Linked DNA regions of Mus musculus: regions 2, 3, 4 and 5 are each linked to region 1. A link is a loop called in an ENCODE intact Hi-C map of the cell type or tissue named here. Cell type or tissue: left cerebral cortex. All regions are shown on one strand.

The links. Peaks named below come from ENCODE experiments on the same cell type or tissue, not always from the same donor. Only the 100,000 strongest peaks of a DNase experiment are listed, where the experiment ranks them.
Region 2: a loop joins it to region 1, with 2.2 times the contacts of the local background. A loop is called at or near these places in 11 of 42 quality-filtered maps.
Region 3: a loop joins it to region 1, with 5 times the contacts of the local background. A loop is called at or near these places in 19 of 42 quality-filtered maps.
Region 4: a loop joins it to region 1, with 2.3 times the contacts of the local background. A loop is called at or near these places in 15 of 42 quality-filtered maps.
Region 5: it touches region 1 in a loop (3-fold over the local background); 5 of 42 quality-filtered maps call a loop at or near these places.

Annotation. Positions count from the first base shown.
Region 1 is chr11:60,290,147-60,295,146 of GRCm38, forward strand. The region is part of intron 1 of Tom1l2 (target of myb1-like 2 (chicken)); the gene reads right to left. Among named protein-coding and RNA genes, the nearest start is that of Gm38501, 34 kb to the left of the region's middle. In left cerebral cortex, a CTCF peak has its summit at 2,837 (motif pointing left); DNase peaks (open chromatin) are centred at 464, 837, 2,792, 4,042 and 2 more places; H3K27ac peaks cover 3,803 bases.
Region 2 is chr11:60,348,947-60,353,946 of GRCm38, forward strand. Tom1l2 (target of myb1-like 2 (chicken)) reads right to left here and starts at 3,959. Exons shown (of 15, transcript NM_153080.3): 1 at 3,811-3,959. The coding sequence starts at 3,862. Drc3 (dynein regulatory complex subunit 3) reads left to right here and starts at 4,434. Exons shown (of 14, transcript NM_029044.2): 1 at 4,434-4,486. In left cerebral cortex, CTCF peaks have their summits at 2,503 (motif pointing right), 3,061 and 3,264; DNase peaks (open chromatin) are centred at 2,570, 3,322 and 4,151; H3K4me3 peaks cover 2,428 bases; H3K27ac peaks cover 1,295 bases.
Region 3 is chr11:60,197,204-60,202,203 of GRCm38, forward strand. It overlaps Rai1 (retinoic acid induced 1), which reads left to right. Exons shown (of 6, transcript NM_009021.2): 5 at 586-635; 6 at 828-1,992. The coding sequence ends at 842. It overlaps Srebf1 (sterol regulatory element binding transcription factor 1), which reads right to left. Exons shown (of 19, transcript NM_011480.4): 13 at 4,956-5,000; 14 at 4,593-4,702; 15 at 4,377-4,509; 16 at 4,043-4,208; 17 at 3,432-3,632; 18 at 3,223-3,334; 19 at 1,881-2,948. The coding sequence ends at 2,719. It overlaps Mir6921 (microRNA 6921), which reads right to left and starts at 3,414; the gene lies at 3,335-3,414. In left cerebral cortex, a CTCF peak has its summit at 2,623 (motif pointing right); DNase peaks (open chromatin) are centred at 1,103 and 2,635; H3K27ac peaks cover 359 bases.
Region 4 is chr11:60,410,368-60,415,367 of GRCm38, forward strand. The region is part of intron 1 of Atpaf2 (ATP synthase mitochondrial F1 complex assembly factor 2); the gene reads right to left. Among named protein-coding and RNA genes, the nearest start is that of Atpaf2, 4.2 kb to the right of the region's middle. In left cerebral cortex, a CTCF peak has its summit at 2,029 (motif pointing left); a DNase peak (open chromatin) is centred at 2,011.
Region 5 is chr11:59,877,962-59,882,961 of GRCm38, forward strand. No RefSeq gene overlaps it. Among named protein-coding and RNA genes, the nearest start is that of Nt5m, 32 kb to the left of the region's middle. In left cerebral cortex, a CTCF peak has its summit at 2,144 (motif pointing right); a DNase peak (open chromatin) is centred at 2,181.

The sequences.
Region 1 (5,000 bases):
TAATATATATTTTTAATTTAATGTTTATGGCACTGGTGTTTTGCCTACATGTATGTCTGCGTTAGGGTGTCAGATATTCAGGAACTGGATTTATAGACAGTTGTGAGCTGCCATGCAGTTGCTGGGAATTGAACCCAGGTCTCTGGGAGAGTAGCCAGTGCTCTTACCCACTGAGCCATCTCTCTAGACAGCTCCCCCCAAGCATTAATATCTTAATACTGTCTTCCCTTCCATTTAATAAAAACTGTCTGTCCATTCACTTGTCTTTAATCTCTCTCAGCAGTGTGTGCCTATGTCTATGTGTACACTGCTGGTCCGTCTGTCTGGTATTCTAAGACAGTCTTGACACGCTGCCCAGGCATATCCACGCAACTCCACAAAGAGCTCTGTTAGCAGCAAGAAGCCCCTAGACTTGGCTTGGTTCGTCTGTAAGGTAAAGGAGCAGCAACAGCACAGTTTTTGTTATGAATCTAAATATTTTAACCCCAAGAATATTTAGAACCAGCTAGGAAAAAAGAGCTGTGCTTCCGGGCCCTCAGACGTGGGCAGGAGATGGGGAGGTGCAGCATTGTTGCTGTCCACACAGCAGCCTCTTGCCCACAAAGCCACTGGTCTAAATCTTCAAGGAATGCACACTCATCCCTTTATATAGAAAGAGAGAGAGAGAGAGAGAGAGAGAGAGAGAGAGAGAATATGAATTACTGCTTACAAAGCTCACAACCTTCAACTGCAGCAATCCTCCCACAGCCTCTTGAGTATTTGTGCAAACAACCGTACCTAGCTTCTTGCAGCAATATTCTGCAGTTCACAGTATACAACCCTACAGCCTTCCACAAAGTATCATTGCAGGGCTAGCATTCCTGCAGCAGGACAGGAGGCAGAGCCAGCACTGCCTGAAGCTCAGAAGCCTGCAGACCAGCTAGTCTCGAGTATTCATCATGACAGAGACAAGAGAAACTAGGCCTCAACAAGACAGCAGGAGAAAACCAACTCCTGTGCTCTATGTGTGGAGTGTAGCATCTGCATACCCATGTATACACACACGCACACACACACGAACACACAATTGTTTTATTCTTTACTGGCAGAAACACTCATGTTCAACATAAACCACATTTCAAAAACTCTATTTGTAAGAAAGAGCCCCCAAGAATATTGAAACCGCTACTGTGGGGAGGGAAAATATTTAACACTGTATGACTCATTGGGTAAAAGTGCTCGCTGATCCCTAGGCCCCACATGCTAAGAAAGAACAGAGTCCTACAAGTTATCCTCTGCCCCTTCCCATGAATGAATAAATATAATAAAAATAAATTTTAAAAAATATATAACAGAAAAAAATCCAATTTACTAGCTACAACAATTCAAAAAATTTTTCAGTATTTTCTTGAGATATAAGAGTTCTCTGCTGAGGTGTTTTCAAATGACCAATCAAGCACTACATGTACATGTGTAGAAACCCCCACTACTGGAAAAATTCCATTCTTTCCTAAGAAATGTAGCCGGGCAGTGGTGGCACATGCCTTAAATCCCAGCACTCGGGGGCAGAGGCAGGCAGATTTCTGAGTTCGAGGCCAGCTTGGTCTACAGAGTGAGTTCTGGGACAGCCAGGGCTACACAGAGAAACCCTGTCTCGAAAAACAAAACAAAACAAAGAAATGTGAAGGCTGGGCTGCAGCTCTTCACAATTCACCTTTCTCTCTAATTGTCAACTTCCACAGCAATCTACTGTCTCTGCCATCCTCGGGCTCTCTGACAGAGATGACAGGAAGGGCCCCATCTCCCATGGATACTATGGACCACTCTGAAGGACAGTCTTTTGTGTTTTGTTGGCTGCCATGGCAGGGTTTCTGAACCTTCAACATCTTAACCTAGCATTTACCGCTCTCTTTCCCTTTGGATGCCTTCTGTTTTCTTCTCTTTCCTAACTAGCCTAGCTACCATCTCCACTTCTTTGTTGAATAGAAGTCGTAGGAATGAGCACCCTTTGCCTGCACAGACCCATCAAAGCACAACCATGACGGTGATGAGCGCACACGTCCAAAGGTTCAGCTCAGCTCTATCCCGCAGAACAGCAGTCTCTACTGGGGGTGAAAGCAGCAACTGCATGAGGACCCCGGCTCACCTCTGACCTGGGGCCTTGCTCCAGCCCAGCCACTACAGAGCCACCACCTCACTGGACGTCTTCTGACCACAGTACCTCAAGGGTCAGGCATGGAGCTTCCTAGGCAATTCTGGGTTCTCAGAAATTCTACCTTTTTTAGTGGCTCAAGAGCCAAAAGTACATTTTTGCCCTTAGCTAGACTTGCTGTTGAGTGTCTTTAAGTGGCTGACCTTGCTGGACATGGTGGCACATACCTGTAATCCTTGCACTGGGAACCTGTGGCAAGAGGATCACAAGTTCAAAATCAGCTTGTGCTACATAGAGGGCCTGTTTCACATTCCCACCCCACCCCCTCTCCTGCATGAAAAAGAAGCTGGCTTTGGACTGCCAGGGCCCTTCATTTGTGCATGGCAGTGGCAGCCTGGAATGGCAGTGAACTCAGACTTCTGCTGTCTTGATCCTTCTGGTAACGGGTACCCCAGGGTACCAGACCTTTCCCACATTTGTAAAATATAGTAACAACAGATTTCCTTTACACAGTTGCCTGAAGGGAAACTAAATACTATAGAGAAAACACCTGCTGGAGCCTCCCCTCCCGAATAACTCCTCCTCCACAGCCATACTAGGAGCTGACACTTGTTACTATTGTTGTCTGAAGGGTTCTCCCTGCCAGCACCATTCCCTCCAGACCTCCATGAGCACTCATGTGTCACCACTGCCATCTACAGGAAAACAGTTCACCAGATTCAAGCATCCAGGAGCTCCAAATGTCCTTTAGCCCTTTCATATTTCTAGGTTTCTGAGCCAGAAGTTTCATGATGGAAGGTATAAAGAGCTCCCTTAGTGGGAAGAAGCCTCAAAGCTTGGCTTGTTTCATCTTTAGGGTGAAGGAGCAGCAACTGCACGTTTTTTTTTTTTTTTAATGAATCTAAATATTTAAAGCCCTTAGGGGATTTAGAACCAGCTAGGAGAAAGAGGTATATTTCATCCTGGCTCTTGGAAGAGGGCAGGAGGCAGGAGAGGAGTACAGTGTTGTTGCTAGCCCCCCAGTAGTCCCTTGCCCTCGAAGCTACTCATCTGAATCTTCAGGAATACACAAAACCCCTTTAAATAGAAAAATAGAACAGAGGATGCAATTTGCTGCTTAACAAGTACACAACCTTCAATCTAGCCCACAGGGATGGAACCTGGGACCTGACCATGCTGAGCAACTGTCTGACCACTGGGCACATCCTCAGCTGCCATCAGCTTCCCACATACATCAGGTTCTTCGCCCTCCCTTTCCTTTCCAGTCAGGTTTGCAGTTTCTTTTTTTTTTTTTTTTTTTTTTTTTTAAGAAATTATTTATTTAATATACATGAGTACACTGTAGCTGACTTAAGACACACCAGAAGAGGGCATCAAATCTCATTACAGATGGTTGTGAGCCACCATGTGGTTGCTGGGAATTGAACTCAGGACCTCTGGAAGTGGAGTCAGTGTCCTTAACCGCTGAGCCATCTCTCCAGCCCCCGGTTTGCAGTTTCTAACAAGTGAAGAAAGGCTAAGAAGTCCCCAGTCCCTTGATGCAGGGCAGGAGGTAGGAGCTCCTGGTAACCACATGACTCCCATCCTCTGGCTGGACCTGGTCTTGTAACCTAACCTATTCCCAAACAAAGAACACCAAGGACAAAGGAGCAGACTGCCTGGAGCAAAAAGGAGAGTGCCTGTAGCAGCCTTCCTGACTGTAGAGGAGGGCTCCAAGACCAGGGTAAGAGGGGCAGAAGGGCGTGAGACTGACCTTGTCCTTTCTTCCTTCTTTATTAATACCCTTTTTGTTTTGAAGCAATTTTAGATTTACTGAGAAGCACCAATAGTCCCGAATTCTCATCTCAGTTTCCTCCCACATTGGCATGTTATATAACCAGTGTGCATCTGTCAAAACTTAAACACGGAACACAGTGTAGTACTATTAGCTAAACTCCAGACACTACTCACATTCCTTCAGCCTTTGCTCTGTATTTTTGTGCTGAATCCAACCAAGAATACAATACTCCAGTTAGTTTTCACCCCTTTAACACTGTTCTGTGTTCTTTAAAATCTGACAAACCCACAAACTCACCAACTTGCTTTCCTGCCTGGAGAGTTCCACCCCGCAGGCTGCTGTGTATGAGCCAGGATTCCACAGGGCCTCATTAGGGCATCACATCCACCCCTACCCAAACAAAGAAGCCCTTCAGGCCAGCCCAACAACAGAGAAAATAGGAGCTTGTTAGCCACACAGGCCCAAGGCTGCTGACCCAAGTTCTTTTTTAACTGGAATTCCCTTAAGGGGAATCCACAGATTTAAAATGCATGTGGGGTGTGTTCTCCAGGTGCAGAGTCACTAGTCTGATGTATTCCTTTCTTTGTACTCAATGGAATACGCTATGTGTGGAGTAAATGAGTACAGAAAGGAGCTAGGGAGGGCTGGGATGCAAACATATGGTGGCCATCACCACAGCTACCAGCTACCACCAGGAGAAGGGGCCCCTGAAGAAGCCAGCAGGCTGGGAGGAGGTTGATCGCTTATCCTAGCCAAACAGGCTGCTCTCTCCTGTTGACTGAGAAAATAAAAGTCTCCTGGGACTCAGTGTTCAGGTAGAGCTCTGGCTGAAGCCTAGCAGATACCTTGGTGTTGGGGGTGGGGGACATCCCACTGTGGGTCATGTGTTAGACTGTGATGGGAATAGCAAGTCAAGACAGAACCTTTGCCTCAGGGAGTTTAGCCAGATCACAGACTTACAAGCAGAGAGCTAGGACACCAGGAACAAATGTTAGCCAAGAGGTGCGCTCTTAACCTGACAGTCCAAAGAATGAAGAATGATTAGCAATGATGACAGAGGGAGAGGGGGTACAAACAAGGTAGAAGAGCAGA
Region 2 (5,000 bases), 59 kb after region 1:
ATCTCTTCAGTCCCTCAGCCACTGTTTTACGCATTAGCCTTGTGGTCACTATTTCTCTACACCCTTTCCCCATTCCCAAAACATACCATTTGTTGCTGATGATGGTTTCTTGGAATAGGGTCTCATATAACCCATGACAGCCTCACATTCTCAATGTAGCTGAGGCTGGCTTTGAACTCATAATCCTGCTGGTTCCACCTCCTCCTGGGATTACTAGTATTCACCACCATTCTGAGCATAGGTACATACTTTTTAAAAAATTAAAGTACCAAAAATCACCTTTACTCTTTGCCACAATCCTACAGAACATCCACTAAAATTTCAACCTCTCAATTTATCATTTTTATATGCTAAAATGACCAAGGCCCAGCTGCTGGCTCGTAGCTGCCTAGCAACATGCTCCCTTTATCATCTTCATGATCAAATTTCCTTTTCTTATTTATTTTGTGTGTGTTTGCCTGTATGTGTACATATGCACCACTCACATACCACAAAGGCCAAAAACGGGTGTCAAATCCCCTGTAACACCAGTTCCCTGGTTGTGAGCTGCCATGTGGATACTGGGAACTGAACTTGTGAACTCTGTAAGAGGAACAAGTGCTCATAATAAGAATCACCTAGGTCGGGCTGGAGAGATGGCTCAGTGGATAAGAGCACCAACTGCTCTTCCGAAGGTCCTGAGTTCAAATCCCAGCAATCACATGGTGGCTCACAACCATCTGTAAAGGGATCCGATGCTCTCTTCTGCCATGCAGGTGTACATAAGGATAGAGCCCTCATATACATAAAATAAATAAATAAGTATTTTTTAAAAACCTATCCAGCCCTTTAAGTGTCTTTTATAAGCAATAGTGGATGATCTAAGGCCTGGGAGGGTACTTTCCTTCACAGATCATAAACCAGCCAGATCACATAGCCACTTCTGATAGAAAACCCAGCCCTGACTGTTCTGCTGTAAACAGAGAACGCAATTCACAGAGTCTCTACAATGTTCTAGATAAGAGATCAAGTGCTAGCAGACATGAACCCTTCAAAGTAAGCACTCAGTAAGACACAGGTCTCTCCCCGCCCTTCCCTCCTTTTGCTCAGCAGACAGTCACTCTCAGGCTTGGAATGCCTACACAACCTTCTGAGGTTCCATAATCAAGGTCATTTGATGCAGGTCACATCTAACATGTTTACTTATTTCCATCCATTCAAATGGCCCTACATCCCTTACTTCTCTCTACATTCTGCCCTTCATATGCCTCAGCTTCCCTCCCCTACCCCCCACTCCACCCCTCTAGTTCCCTGGCTTGAGCTCAACATTGGGTGGAGAAGTGAATTTAGACTGCGCTGAAAGGGCACTTGGAGAGAAGAGGAAGACAGAAAGGAGAGTGGGTGGGAGACACAGTCGGGGCTGCAGAGAGGACTCGGTGCTGAACAGCACTTGCTGCCCAATCGTGAGAACTGGGGTTTGGATCCCAGCACCCATATCAGCTGGATCACAAATGCCTGTAACTCTGCACCATGGAATCTGATGCCCTCTTCTTCCTCCACGGGCACCCTATTCACACTCACACCGACGCATGCACACACATACATAAATAAAATAAAATCTTTTCAATATAAGAGGGGAGGCTGGAGAGATAACTCAGTGGTAGAGAGCACTGGTGCTCTCCCAAAGGATCCAGGTCTGACTCTCAGCACCCACATGGCAGCTCACAGCTGTCTGTAATTCCAGTTCCAGGTTCTGACACCCTCTTCTGGCCTCTGTGAGCACAAGGAATCAAGTGGTGTATAGACATACATGAAGGCAAAACAAACACATAAAATTGAAATATTTATATATATACATGCACATATATGTGTTTATATGTAAACACATAAAATTGCAGTATTTACATACACACACATATACATACAGAGAAAAAGAGATACTTGAGTGAACATCAGAGAAAGAAGCGTCATAGAAGTGGGAAAAGACTTTCAGGTCCCAGAATCCATGATCACTTATAAAAGACACTTTATCAAAAAAGAACAGAATGGCAGGGTGTGGTGGCACACACCTTTAATCCCAGCACGTGAGAGGCAGAGGCAAGCGAATTTCTGAGTTTGAGGCCAGCCTGGTCTACAAAGTGAGTTCCAGGACAGCCAGGGCTACACCGAGAAACCCTGTCTCAAAAAACAAAAACAAAAAGCCAAAAGCCAAAAACCAAAACCAAACAAACAAAAAACCCAAAAGGAACAGAATGCTCCCAAATGTCAATCAACAACAGAAAAAGCCTCCGTAAGTTTGTAAGCTTAACAACAGAAAAGTAGGCTATAAATTCATATACAAAGTAGAAACAAGCAAGTCTCTACTGCTTGAACTATAAGACCCATAAGGATAGTACAGAGCCCAGTTCATAAAAGATGATTTCAACCAGCCGGCAGACCCAACTTTAATTTTCAAAAATGTTACATATGTGGGCGTTTTGTTTGCCTGTCTGTGCACCATTTACATGGTATGTTTAGGTATGTATATAAAAGACACCAGAAGAGGGCAATCAATCCCCTGGATGTGAAGTTACAGCCAGTTGTGAGCCACTATGCAGTGCCAGGGCCTGAATCTGGATTAACAGCCAATGTCTTTAACCGGTGAGCCAGTTCTCCAGCCCCAAGTTTGTTTGTTTTTAAAGCTAGTCAGCACTTTTGACTGATCTGTTGGCATAAGCTCCCACCTTGGATGAAAGGCCAAATTGCTTTATTATTCATTACTTGCAGTGCTGGATCCTAGATCAAATCCAGGATTTTGTGTGTGCTAAGTTAATGCTCTACCACTGGACTATTCCCTGGTCTGCCAGTGTTTTCTTCTGTAAGGAAACTTCACAGCGGCCAGTGCCATTCCTTATGCAGCATGCGGCCCGCCTCTAACTCCTTACACTACTGACAGCTGCTCTGATTACTCTACTACCACTTTATGTAGTGGGAGAGCAAGAGGCAATGTAAGGAGACGCTTAATATCAACAAGGAAGATTCAGAACTTTAGAACTTGAAGAGTCCCACCACATCTTATCTCCAAATACCCCGTGTGGCAGACAAGAGAACGTCAAAATATAAAGCGCACAAGGTCAGGAGGAGCGTCCCTGGCAAAGTCACTACTGGAGTCCAAGTTTCCGGGATCCAATGGACTGCTTATCAACAAAGCAGCCCTGCCTCCCTTCTTTCCTAGGAGGCCTAGGAGATTCTGCCGCCACGCCATCCCCCTGCCAAGCCAGTCACTTTCCCCGAGGGCCTCCCCCATCCCAGTCCCTCCTACAGCCTGACTGAGTTGCAGCTCAAATTAGAAGTCGTGCAGCATGGGGCATTTTCTGGGAAAGTGCCCAGCCTCAGAGCCATTGGTACCAATGAGCAGGGACAAGGACGGAAGAAAGAGTTCCATTCCACAAAGGCTCCGGGAGACAGAGGCCCTGGGAGCAAAGGCAGCGAGATACCTGGGGAAGAGTACTCGCAGTGACATCTCCCAATACGCAAGGGTAAGCAGACTAGCATGGACACTACTTCTGGGGAGAGACTTGAAAGGCTGGGCCCTGATGGGCAGGGATGCCGGGGACCTCTCTAAGTCCAATCGGCACCTCGGGGGAGCCTCCTTGTAGGGTGAGGTGGCACCAGCGTCAGGCAGAGGCCTCGTGACAAGGATGCCCAGTCCACCTTTGAGATGACACCACTTATTGGCAGAGGCCCAACCCGCACGTGAGGTGATTTCAGTGCCGGGAGGAGGCCCGCGGATCTCACCAGCCCGGTCAGCCGCTGTGGCTCACTCGACGCCTGCCCCACGCGCGGCCTTACCAAGACACTGCCCTACAGGGGTGCTGAACGGATTCCCCAGCAGGAACTCCATCTCGGCGGGCCTCGTTCCAGCCCGGACTCCTGTGTGCCACGGGTCTCCGCTGCCCGCGCCGCGTTCTGCCCTGACTGACACTTGCCCCCGCCCCACCCTCCGGAACGCTGAGCGCCCGGCCTGACCTCGCCCTCTGGGTGCATCTCTATTGGGCAGCGTCTAACCAGCCCACTTCCGATTGGACGACACTCCACTCTCAGTGAAGTCCCACCCACCCCGCGGCGTCCGATTGGGCACGAAGCAAGCTAAGTCACTAGGGTCTCCGTCAGCCTAGCGGCACAACCCCCGGACCCGCCTCCAAACGAGTGGCCGTTCTTCTTGATTCATTAGCACGTTGGTCAGTCTAGAGAATCTTTACTATTATTGGATAAAAGGTGTGTCAATCGTTTACATAGGCGGGCAGAAAGAAAGCGTAACTAGAAGTTGAAGCTCGTTGACTGTGCTGATTGGAGAAACGTTTGTTTTCTTCAAGTCTGGTTGGTGTTAGAAATATGGCCACGTGACGAATCAACTTTCACCCAGGATATTTATCGCTTGACTTCCCCTTAGCAACCAAGTGGCGGTGTTTGGTTCCCCAGCAACCAAACGAAGCGTCTACTGCAAGGGGAGACAGTCCTTAGGAAGGTAAGAATCAAGAGTTTAGCTCCAGAAGATTAGAGGTTGCATGATTGAGGTCTGTCTTGTAACTCTTCTTGGAGGACTCCGACCTGACCCGTCTCATCTGTAAAATGAGCACACATGTCATTTTTACACTTGTACTGAGACTTAATCGGGCTTTTGAAAAAGAAAAGAGCGTATAAAATCTTAAACTAGCAAAAGCAAGTAGGAAAAGGGTCCATCAGCCAGTTTCCTGGCCTGATTCGTTTCACTGAAAGAGAGGTACCCGATACACTGATAACTCATTCTAGAGTTTGGCTGTTATATCCATCCTCTTGATCTGCAATAAGGTATTTCATTTGGTGCCGTATGAAGTGTTTGCGATGAGAATAAAGATATCAAGGTTCCATCTCAGTCTCTGTCAGTAATTCACTCTATGACTTTGGTCACAGACCCCCCCCCCGGCCCCCCACATACACACATACCTCAAGCCTCAATTTCCCTATCTGGGAAGTAGGGACACTAAGATGTCCCTTTTAAA
Region 3 (5,000 bases), 93 kb before region 1:
CAACTGGCTTGCTTAGCCATCCTTTGTGGACATCTGGGGGATTCATCTAGACCTGGACCTTGTAACCTCCTACTGCTGTCTCTTAAGAATAAGCCCTTCCGTGTGGAACATTTCCTCTGAACGTGAAGAAGGATCATGAGAGCACACAGTAGGTGACATTGTGATTGATCTACAATATAGAGGCTGAGATTCTGTAGCTGACATTTCAGTCAAGACCTGAGACTCCACTCTGCAGTTGTCAGTCACCCAAGCAATCATGGGGTGCTTTCTGAGCATGGACCTCTCCTGGCCACTGTGCAGGAGGTTGGGTCAGGAGTGGGCATGTCTGAGAATGAGTGTTCCTTCTCCTTTGGGGAGACCTGGGTAGGAGGGAGATGGCCAGGTAGTGGTGGCCAGGGTGGGGGTGGGGCAGGGGGGGTGTCTAGGAGTGGAGGCCAGGAAGGGACATAGCAGGGTAGAGGCAGAGGGGCTGCACCTCTGGGGGGATTTGGACTAATGAGGGTTCTGAGCAAGACCAGGGCATCAGAACTAACACTGGCAGCCAGCCGGCTCTGCATCACCACAGAAACTTTTCTTTGCTCACAGGTTGCACGTTCATTGAGGAGAATTTTACTTTGAAGTGCCCCAAACATAAGGTAGGTGAGCAGGCTCCCCAGAGAAAGCATTCCCTACCTAACCCAGTTTCTCCCTGCCCTGCCAGAGAGTAGGGAGGGGTGCAGGCTGGGTCCTAAAGTTACTTTGCCAGTCTAGGGTGATTGCACAGTTCTTGTGGAAGGACAGGGGTGGCAGCGGCTGGTGATAACAGTAACGGGCTGTCCCTCCCACAGAGGCTGCCGTTGTAATCCCCGTGTGGCCGAAACTCCGAGGAAGAAGAGCTGCGCCCACAGCCGGTCCTTGATCCCATCCAGGGTCTAGGTTCCGGCTGCCTTGGGCGCTGGCGTGAGGCCTAGGTTGCGAAGAAAACCGGGGCCAGGCTTGGCGAAGGCAGGCCAGGGAGTGGCCAGACCCAGGGCACAATGTCTCAGGCGGGGGGCAAGTCCCCTGCAAGTTCTGAAAAAGACGTGGCATGCAAGCTGTGCCCCTGGGAAGAGGCTAGGCTGCTGGCTCAGTGGACGACGTGGGGCAGACCCAAGCCTTTCTTAGAGGCCCAGCGGCGGGGGACATGGCTCAGCACTTGGCATGGATCTGCCCAAGATCGTGGCAGCCTGGGCTCAGGCCAGTCTATCCTTGATGCGGGCTGGCCTGGGGTGGCGCCCTATGGCTTCTGTTTGTCCCCTTTCCAGTCTTCCACCCCACTGTTGGAGCCCCGTCTGGAAGCCTGAGGAGACTGGGCCTGGCTACCCTCTAGCAGATGTGCAGCTGTCCCAGACAAAACACCAACATGGGATTCAGGGACTGCCACTCAGCTCACTCGGCTCATAGGCGGAGACAGTGCTAGATTCGTGTACAAACCTGTGTACCCCTCTATATATATGTTACATAGAATGTATATATGTTGGGAACATGCTCGCTTCTGTGTGTCGCTGCTGTGCGTCGTGTGCTCCACAGCACAGAGCCCTAACCTGGCCTTGGCTGGGGTCGGGGCCAAAGTGATGCCCCTTCCCCGAGCAACTACCACCATCACCACCACCACGGCCAGCCCCCACCTGTCCGTTTGTGTCCTCAGCTCTGTCCACGCTTTAATAGGCCTGATGCAGCCCCTTCTCCCTGCAACGTTCTGTACATATGACTGTAAAATGGTAAACGTGTGTATTATATCTGGCCTCGTTATATAGTGTATATATATGTATACATATACATATATATAATATATATGAAGACTGTAAATGTTAAGACAACTAGTGTTCTTATTAGTATATTGCTTCACACTGAAGATTGTGTGTATCGAGCTGTTTCTAAAAGATGTTTATTTTCCTTAAGAGTTAAAAAAAAAAAAAACAGTCATTGCATTCAGAAAAAAAAAAGTCAATAAAGATACCACGATTGTTTTGGAAGTGTGCGGCCTGTGGATGCCGACCAGATTCCCTAAGGGGTTGGGAGTAGAGGGAAGGGGCCGGGGGACACAAACAGGGTTCCCAGTCTACTCACTAATGGGCCCTGATCCTTCGCCTATGCTGGTGCACAGAGATGACTAGGGAACTGTGTGTGTTTCTGGATATACGGGGTTATTACCTGGTGGAGGGCTGGAAGGCAAAGGAACAACTGAGACCATCAAGGCCCCTCAAGGGTTATGAGCCATGAGATCAGAGGGCCAAGGTGGCTCAACATAGCATCACCAAGCCAGCAAATACACCTTACAACAGATGGGAAGTCCGGCTTCCCAAAGGACAAGCCAGGAAAGATAGCAATCAGCTGAGGCAGACATCTGCCTACCCAGATAAACAAAACTGAAGTTATAAATAATTTCATTTTTTAATATTCTGTACAAAATTTCTCAACCTATGAAAATAAAGTTTGCAAAAGTCAAAGTAGTACATGGGCCTGCCCTGGAGCCAGGCCCAGCCGGATCTACACTATGTACAGGTCTCCCAGGGTGAGCCTCAGCTAGGGAAAAGCCACTAAGGTGCCTACAGAGCAAGAGGGTGCCATCGGGCCAGTGCAGCCTCTGCAATTTCCAGATCTGCCACTAGAGGTCGGCATGGTCCTGATTGCTTGTCAGGCTCACCCTCTGGAAGACCACAGCCAATGACAAAGGTCCTCAAGGGAAAGCTTTGGGGTCTAGCTGGAAGTGACGGTGGTTCCGCCGCCCAGGCGCAGGAGCATCTGCTGGCAGTCCAGCAGTAGCCGGTGATCGCCAAGCTTCTCTACGGTGCGTGCCGCCTCGGCCAGCATGCTCATTCGCTGCCCAGGAGCCGACAGGAAGGCAGGGGGCAGATAGCAGGATGCCAACAGCAGGGCCTCGGTGTGCTCCCGCCATGTGGGCCGTGGCTCCAGCTCAGCTGTAGTGCCTGCACAGATCACATCAAAGGGAGGGAGGCTTAGGTCTGGCCGAGCCCACACCCCATGTGCAGGACAAAGTAGCTGAGCTCTTCCACGTGGAACTCCCAGTCTGGCTGCTTTCTCCACTTGGGCTGGGCACACAGGGGGGCTCAGCTTCTTTCCTATGACTGCCTCAAAAACTGTCATCCCCGCTGATTTCTGTAAGTCAGCTCTCAGTATGTCTCACTAGACCAAGACGGCCCCTGACCCTCACCAGCCCTGTAAGCACAGCCACCTCCTCACCTCCTTTGCCACTGGAACCTGCCCTCCTCCTCAGACTGCGATCCAGGAGCTGGTGTGTCCGGGCAGGACTTGCTCCTGCCATCAGCCGAGCTGTGGCCTCATGTAGGAATACCTGAGAGGCAAGGAGTAGTCACCCGTTTCAGATTTACTGTCCCCCCACTCCCGGCTTCCTACCTCATGCCCCTCAGTGTGAGAACAGTGGGACTCACCCTCCTCATAGCAGGCCGGAAGCTCTGTGCCAACCGCCGCAGGCTGCTCAGGTCATGTTGGAAACCACGCAGCTCCAGAGCAGAGGCCTGGGGTCCATTGCTGGTACCGTGAGCTACCTGGACTGAAGCTGGTGACTGCTGCCGCTGCCACAGACTGGTACGGGCCACAAGAAGTAGATCACACAGGAGCAGCTGCATGGCCTGGGATAGCAGGCAGGGCAGAGGGAGGAGTTTCCCTATGGACATCAAGCTTTCCCTAGCTGAGGGCCACCCTGTCTCAAGGCAGCGTCAGTAAGGGCAGGAAGTCCACAGCACTGGGGCCTGACTCCAGGTTGCATCACTGAAGCACTGCATCTGCCTCAACACATGCACCGCCTCCTGCTACAAGCCCGCAGTCTTCCCAACAATGGCTCCCAACAGGAACCCTGCCAGTCTGCTCCCCACACCCTCCTTCCTGGTGGTGGCGAAACAGTAAAGCCCCCTCTCCCCAAGACTTAAGCCGTCGTTAAAACTGAGGTAAATCCATTTAGCATTATTCTGTACTAACACCAAGAACCTGGAAATGGACAGCTGTGACCCTGGCCTAGACAGGAACCCACCCTACCCCTCACCTTGTCAATGGAACTGCCAGTTGGTGTAGAGGCTAAGCTGTCCCGCAGGTACCCACTGGCCTTCTCACAGATGGCCAGGCTGGCTGGGCTAGATTCCACCTTTCTGTGGTCCAGCAGAGCCCGGGCAGCCTTGAAGGAGTACAGAGCTGCCCTGGGCAGGGGTCTCCTGTTGGGGCCATGGCAGACATAGGAAGTTAGACCAAACTACAGCCCTCCCTGAGATCTCCCGCCACGGTTCTAGACTCCTGGGAGGACAGCACTGTCCTCCTGTACAGATATTTAAGCAAAGTACTGCGGGGCTGACTGGGCGGGAGGGACCTGGCTGGGGACTCACTCAGTGTCCTGCAGCACCTGGGGGATATGCTCTACCAGTGGGTACAAGCGCTCAGCTGCCTCTTCATCCCGCCTCAGCCAGTGGATCACCACAGCTGTCAGTGAGGCCCACCACTTGGCCACTGGGTCTGGGCCTACAGAAGAGGGAAAGGTGCTTGACTTTCAGCCACACTGTATCTGGGTCTGGCAGGAGTCAGGACGGGGGTCTGGAGCTCACCAGTGGTGGCAGCCATGCTGGAGCTGACAGAGAAACTGCAAGCAGGAGCCCCGGCAGCATCAGAACAGCTATTTAGCAACTGCAGATATCCAAGGGCATCTGAGAACTCCCTGAGGCAGGAGAGAGCTGTCAGGACACATAGCAGCAGTCTCGGGTTCTGGGTGAAAATGGCTCTCACCAACCGTCCAACCAAGCATAGTCTGACCCTAGGATTCTACAAAAATACCACCTGTCTGGCTGATAGGGGAAAGCAAGACCCAGAGAGGCTCTGAGAACAGAGTCTGGCTACTCAAGAGGTTGGACAAGGCTTTCCCAGATGCCCTTGTTGTAGGTCTTGCCTGGGAGTGACACAGACAAACTCACCTGTCTCCGTCAGCTGCCCCTGGGCTGGGCTGAGCAATACAGTTC
Region 4 (5,000 bases), 120 kb after region 1:
ATGGGCTTTGAGGTTTCAAAAGCTTATGCCAGGCTCTGTCTCTCTCTCTGCCTGCTGCCTGTGGATCAAGATGTAGCTCTCAGCTACTTCTTCAGCACCATGCCTGCCACCATGTTTTCTACCATGACGATATGGTCTAACCCTTTAAAACTATAAACAAGCTTCCATTAAATACCTTCTCTTATAAGAGCTGCTTTGGTCATGATGTCTCTTTACAGCAATAGAACACTGACTTAGACAATATATATGTACAAAATTATAAAAGAATAATTATAAGAATTATCAGCTCTGGCCACTGAGATAATGATACAATTGACCATATCATCTGAAACTATAACACCATTCTACTATTGCACACATTCTACAACAAAATAGGTAAGTTTCTGCCACCGTTAAATTTCCCTACTTTATCTGCTACCTGGTGGGCTGGCCACAGCCTCCTTTCCTATCTGTGATTGAAGTTGTATACTACATCCACTGTGCATTCTGGTGCCTCTACTGGGTAACATGCAAAAGTCTGGCCAGGCAGAAGTCAGTGAGAACAATTCTTGACACAGGCTTGAGAAATGGGTGAAAGAAATGGGACACAGAAAGGACAGAAACTGACTGTGAAGGACCGACTCTCCCAAAGCTGCCAGGACAGCTAAGTTTCCTATAACCCTCATCTTCTAGCATGCTCTGCTAGCCAGGGCTACCTCTATATCTGAATAAGAATTTAAAAGTATGGATAGTAAGGTGATTAGAGAGGAAATAAAGACACACAGAAAACAAGACAGTAGAAAGGCAAAAGAACCCAAGAGATAATGGCTTCATATTCAAAGGCTTTAGACAGGGCTTTTCAGTCTGAAGTTTTGACACAGGGCAAACACCAGTCTTCCTACTGGTCCTTACATTCAAGGACCAGCCTTGGGGATGAGATGTGCTCTCCAGAGGTTCTGTCTAGTGAGAGCAAAATGAATAAGTGACTTCAATGACAGCAAGAACATGTGGATGGTGGGAATCCAGACTGAGGAATCCTTATCCCATCTTGAGTTGCAAAAGGACCTCTGAGCAAGCAGTTAAGAGTTCATATGTGGGGGCTGGAGAGATGGCTCAGTGGTTAAGAGCACTGACTGCTCTTCCAGAGGTTCTGAGTTCAAATCCCAGCAACCACATGGTGGCTCACAACCATCTGTAATGAGATCTGACGGCCTCTCTGGTGTGTCTGAAGACAGCTACAGTGTACTTAGACATAATAAATAAATAAATCTTTAAAAAAAAAAAAAAAAGAAAAGAATTTTCAGGATTAGAATGGCTTACATGAGGCTCAGTTGATGAAGTACTTGCTTCACAAGTATGATGATCTAGTTGAATGCCCTGTACCTATATAAAAAGCCAGAGAATAGTCATGTAGCTTTCAATACCAGTGTTGAAGAAGTGGGAACAAACAAGAGGATCCCTGCAGCTTGCTGGCCATTTAGCCTAGCCAATTCAGCAGCCCTGTCTCAAAACACACGGAGAGGGTCAGCAAGATGGCTCAGCAGGTAAATGTGCTTATCATGCAAGCCCAATGACCTAAATTCAATCCCCAGATCCCACACAAGTTTGAAAGGAGAGATGACCACATAAAGATGGTCTCTGTCCTCCACATGCATGTGTGGCACATATATCCAGACACATATACAAACAATGAAAAACAAAGAGGCAGCCATAAGAAAACAAAAACAAAAAACAAAACAAAGACAGGAGAGAACAACTTTGAAAAGCTAGTCATAAGAAGAATGAGAAATTAATAACCTCTAGTTTTCTTCCCTGAGACGTTGCTTAAGTCCATATACAGAAACAAGTGGTTTTCAGTGTCACTTCCTTCTTAAATCCCTCTTGTCTAATGTATGGTTATTCTACCACTCACAGTTTAGGAGCTGCCCCCTACCCCCCACTTTTAAGAACCTAAAGGCACAGGACTACAATTCCCAGACTACAATAAAAATCTGTGTCAACCATACAATCATGATACCGTTATCTTTTAAAACAGCGCCATCTGGTGGGTCTTGGACCTTAAAGCTAAATTCAAAATAGTTAACCTTTTATAATCCTATGACATCTCTAAGTGGTGGTTTTCAGACATCAAAATTCGTTTAACATAAACATATAAAGAAAGCCTCCAACTCAGGCCAGGTATGGTGGTGTGTGCCCTTAACCACAGCACTGAGGAAGCAGAGGTAGGCAGTTTGAGACCAACTTGGTCTACATGGAGATCAAAGCCATCCAGGGATACACAGAAAGACCATCTCAATAATTAATGTAATTAATAATCCACACTGAAATACTACATCACACCCTTTGAGGTGACTATAATAAAAAAGTCAGACAATAACAAGTTTTAGTGAGGGTATAAAGAAATTTGAGACTTCATGCACTAGTACTAGAAATTTAAAACATTGCATCCACCTTAAAAAACAAAAAACAACCTTAAGGGCTAGGAGGTGGGGACACAGGTATTTAATCTCAACAACTGAGAGCAGAGGCAGATGGATCTCTGTAGTGTGAGGTCAGCCTGCTCTACAATGCTAGTTCCAGGACAGCTATGGCTATACAGAAAAACTATCTTGACACCCCTCGCCACCAAAAAACCCCCAAAAAACAAAAACTAATCTTACTATTCCTTAATGAGCTAATTTCCATTTGATCCAGCAATTTTAAGCTTAGAAAATATAGCCAGGAAAGATAAAACCAAACCCATGCAAAAACTTGTACACAAAAAGTGCTGTATCAGCATCATTCATCATCATTCATTACTCAACCAAAGAGTAAGAAACAACTCACGTGTCCATAAATGTGTATTTCTACACCAAGCTATTCAGCAATAAAAAGACTGGACTATGGATATATGTATGATACAACACAGACAGACCTTGAGAACATAAATACTCAATTACTAAGTAGAAAAGGCTAGTCCTAAGCTCCACACAATGCAATGTCTAAAACTGAAATCTTTAAGGAAGTAATGGTTGCCTACGGCTGGGGAGATGGCCAGGCAGGTGGATGGTACTAAAGGGTACTCGCTGCCTTTTTTTTTTTAATGTGTTTAGGAATTTTGCCTGCATGTATGTCTATCCACGATGTGCACGCCTTGTGCCCAAGGCCAGAAGGCATTTGATCCCCCGGGACTGAAGTTATGGATGGCTGTGAGCTGCATGTAGGTGCTGGGAACCAAACCCAGGTCCTCGGGAAGAGCAACCAGTGCTCTTAAGCCTGAGCCAGCACTCTATCCCCTACGGACTACTTTTTACCATGATAAAAATGTTCTTAAACTGACGGTGATGGTCATTCAAATTAGTGAATATATACTAGGGAATGTACTGTATGCTAAGTAAATTATATGTATTAGATTTTTAAAATTTTATCTCACCTGTGAGTGCTCTGTCTGACTGTATGTACATGTGCTATGTATGTGCTTTGTACCCACAGAGGTCAAGGTCAGAAGAGGGTATCTGATCCCATGGAACTGGAGTTACAGATGGCTGTGAGTCACTATATGGGTGCTGGGAACTGAACCCATTCCTCTGTAAAAGCAACAAGTGTTCTTAATCTCTGGGCCATCTCTCTAGCCCCTTAAGTAAATTATATCTTAATAAAGGTATTTAAAATTCTGCCAGGGTCAGAGAGATGGCTCCGTGGGTAAAGGTGCTTACAAGCAAGTCTGATTCCAAGTTTAATCTCCCAAGCCCATGTAAAGGTAGCAAGAGAGCACCAACTGTCAGAGGTTGTCCTCTCATCGCCACATGTACAGTGGCACATGGATGCCCAAATACATGCATACACAAATAAATATATGATAATAAAAAATTCTTGCAGCCAAATACATAAGTGCACTATTTTCCAAATTGCTTTTCATCTGGAGTGGAGGTCCATACCCTAGGCTGTTCTGGCCAATATAATGAAAGCAGACAATATGTATGAGTATGTGGCTTTGTTCCAATAAAACTCTACTTCAAAAGCAGATAGCCGTCTGGTCCCTGACACTCCTATGAGAATGGCAAAGCAGGTAACGTCTCTTAAGTGGCAGAAACTTGGAGAAGCTGCCTTGGACAGGAGGCAATTTGTAAATGGTAGGAACAGGACAGGACTTCAAGCTTTTATTTCTTTGGGAATTTACCTCATATGCTGCTTCTCCAAACTACATCCTCCTCTGGGCAGAAAACAGCAGGAGGGTGGCAATGGCCTCACAAAGGTCTCTGCACTGCAGGACCTCCTCCTCCAACCCCACAGCGAGCCCTTCCTTCAAAAGCCTCTCCTCTCCTGACAAGTTTCTATGGTGTAGCTGTTCCTAACATTGACAAGTGGATTCTTAAAGAAGAAGGACTTAATAATTTACATACTTCAAAGATACACAAAAATATCTCCCACCTGGGGAGGACAAAAAGAGCAAAGCATACCCTAGGGAGGCACGGCATAAACAAAGGAACACATTCAGGAGTTCACTAAATAGGCAAAGGGTCAATTTAAGCGCATGGATGCTTTTTGTTTTCCATTGTGGAGGTGCTTGATCTGCCATCTTTTCTTCTGTATTACAGACTTACCAGTTGGCTCTTAGCATTATTTAGCACATAGTAGGTAGTCAAAGGTGAAAGAAAATAGGAATGTATGAATGAATGGGGCACAGAGAGCTATCTGTAAGTCAAGCCCGTTCTCCTCCTCCCCATACCCCATGACCTCAAGTGATCCTATCTCAGGCTCCCAAGCAGCTGATACATGTGTGTGACGCTACTCTTAGCTTCTTCCTTTGTCTTTACTGGCTTTTTCTGCCCCACTTTTAGGCCTTCGTTTGTGTCCTGATAAGCAAAAATCAGCTCCCTGGTGCATCCACTCCCTTCCCCAGTTATATAAAATCATGGGCTATAGACCATTGAACGGCTCACCACGTATAGACGCTGACCACTAAACCCAACATCCTCAGTTCAGTCCCTCAAAGCCACAACCAAGTCCTGCTGGTTGTCCTCTGACCTCCATGTGCATGC
Region 5 (5,000 bases), 410 kb before region 1:
CCAGCTCCACCCTCTGTAGCACACACAGCTTGTCTTATAGGCTCCAACTGGGTCCACTTCAGTGCTGCTGCTGTTCTTGGCGGTCCACCCATGGTCCTGACATCCAAGAATGCTGGGGTCTCCTGCTGCAACTGGCCTGCGCTTTTACCAGTAGCCTCTTCCGGGCTCTCTTCATGGTGCCAAGCCTCAACTTTGCCCATGACCTTTCAAACCAGGAGCTTCCACTGCTACTCCAGCTGTGCCTTCACTAGTGGCCTCTCAAGTGCCAGGCTTCAGTTGCTCTCCATGACCCCTTCACACCTCCAAAACCAGTAGCTCTTGGCAGACTCTTACCCATGACCAAGTTCAGGTGCTAACATGAGGTACAACCAGGGCCACCTCTGGAACAGCTTGTGTGCTGACTCAGGAAACACTTCCCAGGAGATTCCACCTCAGTGACGCTGGTCTCTTCTTAGTCACGGCTAATTTATCTCCAGCTGAGCAGCATCCATTGTCCCAGCCAAGCAAAGGTTTCACTTCAGCGTGTCTGGTCTCTTGTCAATCACAGCCGATTCTTCAGCCCAGCCGACCAGACACCACAGATTCTGCACACAGAAGGCCCGTGGAGTCTTTGCTTCCCTCTGGAACTTGACAAGCCATCACACCCTATTCCCCTGGCACTAACTTGTCTTCAGGTTTCTATCACTGTGATGAAACAGTGACTGAAGCAAGTTGCAGAAGAAAGGGTGTATTTGTCTCACACGTCAACATCCGTAGTCCACCACTGAAGGAAGTCAGAAGGAACACAACGGAGCAGGAACCTGGAGGCAGGAGCTGACACAGAGGCCATGGAGGGATAGCTTGCTCCCTGTAGCTCACTCATCCTTCTTACAGAACCCAGGACCACCACCATTCCAGAGATTGCACCACCCACAAAGGGCTGCCCTCCCCCACTGATCATTAACTAAGAAAATGCCCTACAGATAGATCTTAGGTGGATATTTTCTGGATTGAGTTTCCCTCCTTTTACTTAACTCTAGCGTGTCAAGGTGACATAAAACTAGCCACCATATCTGCTGAGGTTTGCAGCGCTCTCTGGGTTTCTCCCTCCTACCTCCTGCTCAGGGAGTTTGTGGTCTCTGGGGCCCTTCATGGAGTAGCCTGGCATCCAGTCTTCACTAGTCCTCCTATTTATACTAGGGTTGCTGAGAGCAGCATTTGACCAATCCTGTGGTGATCCAGGAGGACCAGGAGGCCCTCCTCACCAGTTAGGGACACTCTTAGGCAAGCTCCTTCAGAGCCCAAAGCTCTGCTACCCTTCCAACAAATGGTGCTCCCTGTCTGGGAGGCTCCACTGGGTATGAGAAGGCCCCAACTTCTTGTCTGTCCTTGCAGAGACATGGTGAGAGTTTTACGCACTGGATCCTTCTGGAGGTGCCCCAGGAGTCTGAAAGCTGTCCCCAAAACACAGGCATCAGTGGCTGCGTTTATCTGCTGGGATTCTGTACCCAGGGAGCACAAGGGCTGGCATTACCTCGTCGGTGCAGTCGAGGAAGAACTGCCAGTTAGATTCCTGAGTGTCGCTCATCAGACAAGTAGCTATCAAGCACCCATGGCTGAGGACTGGCAGGGGAAGTGGAAGCACCCACTCTCTCTCTCTGTGCCCAATGTTGTGCCTTCTTTTAAAAACGACTCTACAGGATAAAAATACATGGAAGCCACATATGAACAGCCTCCCCAGTGAGTGTCTCTGCGGTTTGAAAACTCCTTGATTAGATCTGCTACAGCTGGCTTGAATGTACAGACTAGGTTTCACAGAAGGTCAGTAACAACCAAGCTACTTGCCACTTAATGAACGCCTGCCTGCACAGAGGACTTGTGGACTTAATGCAAACTCCAAGAATCTATTAATTAGTTCCACTACTGGGCAAATTCTAGAGGTTCTCAACCTGTGGGTCGTGACTTCAGGTGACATATCAGATATTTACACTATGATTCATAACATCAAAATTACAGTTATGAAGTAGCAACAAAATAATTGTATGGTGTGGGGAGGGGTCACCAGAGCATAAGGAACTGTATTAAATAAAGTGTTGCAGCATTAGGAAGGTTGAGAACCACTGAGTGAAACAAATCTGACAGAGGAACTACAGTTTGTAAAGATGGCCACTTGATGGCGCCAGAGGACTGGCTCCAGAACCTTGGAGCCCTTTGTGCCTCCCTGAAGCCTGCAGTCATCCCTGGGAAGTCTCAGCCTGTTGTTCCCAGCCACCAGCATTTCTCTCTGACCTAGGCACCTTCTGGGCTGGGTCTTGGAACCTCAGGCACTGTTGTCTGAGCACTGGGATATGACTCACATCAGCTGCTCCCCCCACTGAGAAGGGCCTGGCATTATTGGATGTGTGAGTCTCCAGGCTCAGCCAGTGCAGTTCTTCCCTACACAGGCCCCATCTCCAGCCTGGAGCCTCTGCTTTCCGACCCCACTGACCCAGGCCCTGCCCTGCCCTGCCAGCGATCATCCTCCCAAGTCCCAGCCTTATGACAACTTACAGTCCTAACTCCACAGGACTCCGGAGTCCTAACTCCACAGGACTCTTATGCAAGGAGAAGAGAGTCTAGGGAAGAGGACAGAAGACCCCAATGCTTCCTGAGCCTATGCTGTGTGCTGCGATATCATAAATTTCCCCAAGTGACTATGAAGCAAGGTTAAGATAAAAAGAGGAAAGGTTTATTTTTGGTTTATTAGGGACTAAGACCAAAGCTTTCAGCCCACAGTCTGTTGGTCCTTTTGCTGTTGAGCCTGGGATGAAGAAGAGTATTATGGTGGGGTCACTCAGTGGAGCCAGTGTTCACTCTGTGCCTGAGGTGTGAAACGACAAGTGTAGAGGAGGGATGAGGGTCCCTTTGAGTATCCCTCCCAATGACCTAACTTCCTTCCCCTAGGCCCCATGCCCTACAGGCCCCCCCATATTACCTTCAACACATGGTCTTGCAGGGGGTGGTGATTTTACAATAAAAGCTAAGACCCACACTGACAGACTAAGCTGCACTTTCCCACCACCAAGCACACACACAGCCGAGCAGAGAACACAAGTGTGCTGTGTCTGTTTAATTTTTTCTGCTGTTTGTTGTTTTTGTTTTTCAAACAAGCTTTCACTATGTAACCCTGATGTCCTGGGATTCACTCTGTAGACCAGGCTGGGCTTGACCTCAGAGATCCACCTGCTCTGAACACAACACCCAGCACAAGGTCTGTTTTGTGGGGGTAGGAAGAAGGTGTGGGTGAAGCAGGCAGTGACATCCAGGGACAATGACAGTTTAAGCAGAGTCTGAGGTATTGTTGGTGGGATGCTTGCTGGTCTGCAAATGGAGACAGCAGGGGCAAAATGACACTGTGGTGTGAACCATAAAACCATAAGTACACTTAAGCCTGAGTAATTCATGCTGTGTGCGTGCGTGCGTGCGTGCGTGCGTGCATGCGAGTACATGCGTACATGCCTGCCTTCATGCATGGATTCTGGGAGTGAGATGTGGTCATCTAGGCACCACTGAGTTCATCCTATGGGAAAAAGGGATTAGACATCCCAGGAAGGGAAGAACCAAAACAGAAATGGAGCAACAGCGGCAGGTGCCAAGAAAGGAACTGAGGGACCTGCAAGCAGCTTACGGTGAGGGAAGGTGCAGGTCGCCAGTGGGAGCAGAGAAGTAGGAGCCAAGGCCAAGGCCAAGGGAGGGACCACAGATACAGGAAGGAGAAAGGAGAGCAGAGTAGCCCCAGTTCCTGAGAGGAGACAAACCATGCCACTGGGGAGTGAGAGGCCCTTCCCTTGCAGGACTCACCCCTGCCCTTTGGTCCCACATGGAAATCCTCCCGTGGGTGGACTCTCCCCCTACCCTGCCCCGACATCCATGCACTTTTCTTCCTGCAGTATGTAGTAATCTGTCACCCATTTAAGGTCCTGGAGTGGGAAAGCTCCCAGGAGCAGGAAACCGCCCCTCATACAGGGTCCTGTCCCTGCTTTCCTAGCAGGTTTAAATTCTCTAGACCCTCCTTTTCCTCCTGCTAGGGATGTTGCCAGCAGCAAGCACATTTCAGCAAAACACATTCAAACCAAGCAAGGGACTTAAGATAGCAGGAGGCTTTTCTTCGGGACCTCTCTGTAGAGGGGGGGGATGCCTGTAAGCCTCAGAGCCTGCCATGCATTTACAGGGCTGAAGCGAGTGGGGAAGAAGGTTGTAGACTTTTCTGGCCTGCAATAGGCCAGTGCTGGGGTGACTGGTGAGGTAAAGAACGGTAGATGATTGATAAGTGCCTCAGGGGGAGGGCGAATGTGATCAAAATACATTGCATGGAATCTCAGAGAATTACTAATGTTCTATTTTAAAATAGATTCCCATCTCTTCTGGCCATTGTCTGCTCTGCAGGGGTGGGGATGGGAATCACGCAGGCAAGTTACTTTAGTTTTGGAGTACTAATTATGGTAGTTAAAGGAAATAAATTACCACAATTTAACCGAGGTGGGGGAGGGTTTTTAAAAATGGCTTGGTCTTGGCTATCAACCACAGTGGATGACAGGCAGCTGGCTCCAAAGCAAGAGAAGTGGACACAAGGACCAGGAGTTCATTCGACCAGAGTCAGAATTCAGAACAGGTGTAATAATGCCGTCTGTGCACAGAACAGAGTCCTGGGTGGTTCAAGACTCACAGTGGAGACTGGGACAGTTAGAACCTGAATCATGACTAAAGGCCTCGGGAAATGGGCTGAGCCGAAGCATAAATACTTCTGAAGAGATGAGCAGTCAGGGGCCTGAGCTGAAGACTTCTAAACTACACACAAGGAGGCGGTGGGAAGAGGAGGAGACAGGGAAGTGTCTTTCTTACTTCACAAGAACACGCCCCAAAGAGCACAGAGCTGACCCTCACGGTGCCCCAGTACCCTGAGCCAGGGTTGATGTATGAATAGAGATTTTATACTGGACAGATATGTTGAACATTTACAATCTGAGGACAAAATAATTCTA